Regions from separate parts of the Homo sapiens genome. Here region 1 is linked to region 2. Evidence: chromatin loops called from intact Hi-C (ENCODE). Cell type or tissue: breast epithelium. All regions are shown on one strand. Each heading gives the region's core, and the rest is flanking DNA. Links, peaks and the distances in the headings are about the cores only.

What was found. Peaks named below come from ENCODE experiments on the same cell type or tissue, not always from the same donor. Only the 100,000 strongest peaks of a DNase experiment are listed, where the experiment ranks them.
Region 1: it touches region 2 in a loop (19-fold over the local background); 4 of 110 quality-filtered maps call a loop at or near these places.

The regions. Positions count from the first base shown.
Region 1 is chr3:48,363,573-48,366,372 of GRCh38, forward strand. No RefSeq gene overlaps it. Among named protein-coding and RNA genes, the nearest start is that of FBXW12, 7.2 kb to the right of the region's middle. In breast epithelium, for the core only: no CTCF peak of the experiment used is centred there; no DNase peak of the experiment used is centred there.
Region 2 is chr3:48,298,013-48,300,812 of GRCh38, forward strand. NME6 (NME/NM23 nucleoside diphosphate kinase 6) reads right to left here. Exons shown (of 6, transcript NM_001308426.2): 2 at 415-511. The coding sequence starts at 504. Among named protein-coding and RNA genes, the nearest start is that of NME6, 2.0 kb to the right of the region's middle. In breast epithelium, for the core only: no CTCF peak of the experiment used is centred there; no DNase peak of the experiment used is centred there; H3K4me3 peaks cover 204 bases; H3K27ac peaks cover 6 bases.

The DNA.
Region 1 (2,800 bases), core at 12-2,511, 66 kb after region 2:
TAACAAAAATTTGTGGGATGCAGCCTAATCAGTGCTGAGAGGAAAATAAATAGCAAATATTTTACTTTAGAAAAGAGGGAAAGTCTCAAATCAATAATCTAAGCTTTAGTCTTAAGAAAATTTAGAAACAACAAAAATTAAAAACAGAAAAACAAAATATAAATGAAACAAAAAGCTGCTTTTTAAGAAAGATCAATAAAATTGACAAACCTCTACCAAGACTGACGAAGAAAAAAAAAGACAAGACACAAACTCAATATCAATAATAAAACGGAATATCACCATAGACCTTGCAGACATCAAAATAATAATAAAAGGAATATTATGATCAACTCTTCACACACAAATTTGATAACTCAGATTAAATGAACAGATTTATTGACGATCACAAACTTACTACCATTTCCTCAATATGAAATAATCTGAGTAGTCTTATTACTATTAAAGATACTGAATGTGTAACTTTAAAATTCTAAAAAAGAAATCTTCAGGTCCAAATAGTATCACTGTAGAATTCTACCAAGCATTTAAAGAATAATTAACACCAATTATACACTATCTCTTACAGAAAATAGGAGACAACATTTCCCAACTCATTTTATGAGGCCAGTTGATATGGTTTGACCTGTTTCCCTGCCCAAATCTCATGTCCCATTGTAATCTCCAAAATTGGAGGTGGGGCCTGGTGGGAGGTGATTTGATCATGGAGGCAGATTTCTCATGAATGAATGGTTTAGTACCATCCACTTGGTCTGTCCTTGTGACAGTGAGTGAGTTCTCATGAGATCTGGTTGTTTAAAAGTGTGTAGCACCCCCCCCCCCACCCTCTTGCTCCTACTTTGGCCACGTGACAGGCCTGCTCCCACTTCGCCTTCCACCATGATTGTAAGTTTCCTGAGGTCTTCCCAGAAGCTGAGCAGATGCAACATGATGCTTCCTGCACAGCCTGCAGAAATGTGAGCCAATTAAACCTGTATTCTTTATAAATTACCTAGTCTCGAGTATTTCTTTAAAGCAGTGTGCAAAGAGACTAATAAACTAGTATTACCCTAATACCAAAACCAAACACAGTACAAAAAAGAAAGAAAACTACAGACTAATATCTTTCATGAATTTAGACACAAAAACCGTCAACAAGTTAATAGCAAATTGAATCCAACAAAGTGTTAAAATAATTACACATCATCATCAAGTGGAATACCAGGAATGCAAACCATGTTCAATATTTGAAAAAAATCAATGTAACCCACTATATTAGCAGGCTAAAGAAAGTGACATGATTATATCAATTGATACAGAGAAAGCATTTGACAAAATCCAACACCCACTTATGATAAACAAGAAAAAAAACCCTGAGCAAACTAGGAATAGAAGAACTTCTTCAACATCTGTAAAAAACCCACAGTCAATATCTCCCTAAAATCAGGACGAAGATAAAGATGTTGGCTCTTACCACTCTGACTCATCACAGTACTAGAAGTCTTACCCAGCATGATAAGGCAAGAAAAGGAAAAGAAAGGCATATAGATCAGAAAAGAAAAATAAAATTGTCATTTACCAGTGACATGATAAAAATGTTCTATATAGAAATTTCAAGGAATATTCAAAATTAACTCCCAGAATTAATAAGTAAGATCAGTAAAGTAATGGGATGCAAGATCAACATATTAAAATAAATCATATTTCTATATAGTAACAAGAACACATGGAAATTGAAACAGACTATTATAATTGCTTCCAAAATTGAAATATTTAGGAATAGGTCTAAAAAAACATGACAGGACCAGCATGCTGAAGTGAAAGAAATCAAAGACCTATATAATGGACAGACCATGTTAATTAATTAGAAACTCAACATCATAAAGATGTCAATTCTCCCCCAAACTGATACACTGTATAGATTTAATGCAATTTTTATCAAAACTCCAGGATTCTTTTTGTAAACATAGACAACTTTATTCTAAAATTTACGGCTGGGTGCGGTGGCTCATGCCTGTAATCCTAGCACTTTGGGAGGCTGAGGTGGGTGGATCACCTGGAAGAAAATACAAAATCCAGAAATAAACTCCCACAAATATGCCAGCTGGATCCTTAGAAAGGTATAAGAACAATTCAACAAAGGAAGGGTAGCTTTCTCAACAAATGGTTCTCTAAAAATTGGCATAAGCAAAAAGAAGAAGAGGAGGGGGAAGGGAGAAGGGGAAGAAAAGATATTCATCATCCCTAATCATTATAAAAGTATAAATCCAGACCATGGTGAGATATCACTGCACTCCTATTGGACTGCTAAATTAAAAAACAATAGTGGTTAACAGGGCCTGGGGGAAGGGGTAACAGGGAGTTATTGTTTAATGGGTACAAGTTTCAGTTGGGATGATGAAAACATTCTGAAGAATGGGCAGTGGTGACGGTTGCACAAGAGTGAAAATAATGCCACTGACCTGTATGCTCAGAAATGGCTGAAATTGTAAATTTTATGTTTTGAATTTTTAATGACAATACCAAATGCTGACAGTACTAGGTACCAAAGATGTGGAGAAACTGTGCTGGTGGGAATGTAAAATGGTAAAATCAGGCTGGAAAATAGTTTGTCCATTTCTTCACAAACTAAACATAACTTGTCATAGAACTTACTGAACTCCTTGACATCTATCCCAGAAAAATGAAAACTGTGTCCACACAAAAACATGTATACAACTATTCAGAGCAACTTCATTTGCAATAACCAAAAAGTAGAGACAACTAAAATGTCCTTCAATAGGTGAATAGTTAAATCCACTGTGGTACAGCCATACCATAG
Region 2 (2,800 bases), core at 30-2,529:
CTCCAGATAAGGACCTGGTCAGCCAATACCTTGACTTTGGCCTTGTGAGACCTTAAGCAAACAACTCAGCCAAGCCTACTGGACCTCTAAACTACTGAACTGTGAAATAACAAATAAGTGTTGTTTTAAGCTCTCAAGTCTGGAGTAATGTGTTATGTAGCAATAGAAACTAACAAATACACATTGTCTTGATATTCGGTTCTATTATTGCTTTGGGTCCTTTCTTACATTTTAGGTCTGCCTCAAGTCTCCAATGGATTCTTAGTCTCCTTAGGTCAGAGTTCATGGCTTCTAGCTTTGCCTCCACAGCATCCAGCACAAGTCTGTGTTGTCAGTCACCATAAATGGCCCAATGGCACCTGAAGCAGTAGCAATTCCCAGGGCATGCGGTAGAGACTTAGGATTCATTCTTACCTCCAGAATCAGTGGATGGGCGACTGCGTCAGGCTTGATCAGGGCTAGAGTGAGCTGGAGAGCCTGAGGGCTTCGCAAGATTGAGGCCATCTCACTCCTGCCATTAGAGAGCTGTATTAGGAACCCTTCAGGACGGCACTCCCAGCCTTCCCTACATTGGAGCCACGCAGCCTTGCAAGCCAACGAGTGCTCTCACTCCTGACACTCATAAAGAACCTGACAGTTTCATCTTAAGGCCATATACATTATTTTAATTGCCCATTTGGGCTCATGGGATCAAGGGAGGGGAGTTGTAGAGGGAGCATTCAAGTTCCCCCGTGGAGTATACAATCTAGTGCAACTGTAAGCCTATGAGGGAATTACCCATTAAAAGAAACTCAAGTTTAAATACTACCTGTCTCTGCCAATATCCCTTCCTAACTTCCTTTTGTATTTTACAGAGGATTTACAATTTATACTCCTAAACAGCCTATCCACAAGGCCTATTCATAATGATGAATTCATCTCTTAAAATCTTCCATCCCATAGTGCTCTCCTATCAAATCTAGAATTGGAAGATTGATGGACAGCAACTGAGGTGCTACCAGGATACCAAAAAGTCTGCTGGATAAACACCATCTCTATTCTAATATTATGGAGAGATCAGGATCTCCTGTGCCCAAATCAAACCTGTTAATACACTCAGCTGTCCTCAGTGGTAACACTGAGGTCAACACACAACTCCAACATCAGGAACAAGTCATAACCATTTTGCATCTGAAACAGTGCCTGACACAAAGGTGCTTGATCAATTTTATTTACTAAATAAACCTATATAGTCTTATTTCTATTCATCTTTGTATTCCTAATGTCTAGCATGGTGTAAGAGCTCAATATTGTAGAAATGATATAATGGACATAAAAGCATTTTATAAACTGGACTAAGGGAATTTTGAGGTCTTTTCCAATTGTGAAATCCGAGTTATACGTGAGAAATTTATCACCTCTGCAGGAGTAAAGACTTTGTCTCAAAATCTTATCTCAATATTATCTCTCATTTGGCCATGTGTAGTGGCTCACACCTGTAATATCAGTACTTGAGGCCAGGAGTTTGACCTGGGCAACAAAGCAAGACCCTGACTCTACTACATATGTGTGTATGTGTGTGTGTGTATATATATATAATATATATGTGTGTATATATATAAAATCATTTGTCGACAAATACAGAGAAGGCTTCCATTAACATAGGCAGGGACAGAGTCTAGACAACATTCTCATTTATCTTATCCTAAAAACTGTCAATCATGTTAAAGGTGGTATTAGAATCTGGCCCAAGCAAAGAAACTGCCATGGTCGCTCCTATTCATGTCCTTTCTACAGCTTTCAACCTGATTTTCCACTCAAACCATAAAGCCACACCCAATCTAACCAGTACAAGATCAGCTAACCCACTCTCCCTAATGCCACAGGTGGTAACACGTCATTTTCAGCAACTGTCTACAGAGACATCCATGACACCTCCCCTCCCTCACTCTTCATATCCACACGATCACCAACTTCTGGCAATTTTCCCTACCTAATATATCTCAAAACCCATACCATTCTCCCATCCTCAACTGCTACCACCATAACTCTAAGACATCATCATTCCCCTCTGGACATCTTGACAGCCTCCTCTTTGGTCTCCCAGTTTCTGTCCTGCCAACCTCTACAATCTCCACACAGCAGCCAAAGTGAACCACACATGAAAATCTAATCATATGGTTCCCCTCCTTAACCCTTTAAAGGGCACCCTGTTCTTAGAATAAAAACCAAAATCCTTATCACGGCCTCCCAGGCTCTGCATGATCTTGTGGTTCCCCACGTACCTCTCTAGCCTCATCTGGAACCCCACACTCCTTAAGTTTCTCTAGCTCCAACCTCATGGGCCTTTCAGTTTTGAAAGAATTTCTGGCTTGACAGCCTTTGTGTGAGTAGTTTTCGCAGTCCTGAATGTGCTTTCTCTGGTTGCCTCCTGCCCACCTTAGTGATCTTAGCTCACTTCCCGTTACACTTTCTCACAGCTCCTTGCAAGTTCCCTTCAGTTCCGTCTTCACCACCAGAAGGTGTAAGCAGTACCTAGCACACAGCTGGCTCTTAACAGTATCTGAATGAACCAACGAATGCACCTCATCCAGCCATTCCAAGGCCAGGCTGCTAGGGGTTCTCGTGGCAAGAACACGCGGCCTGTAGGGAGGACATGGTTCCTTTACTAACGCAGCTAAGTTGTGGCTGTCTTGACTCTTGGTTTACAACAAACTGACAAGTCGAGAATCCTGTTAGACTTAAAGGTGACTCCATGAGAATTAAAAATTTTAGGCAGGGCGCGGTGTCTCACGCCTGTAATCCCAGCACTTTGAAAGAC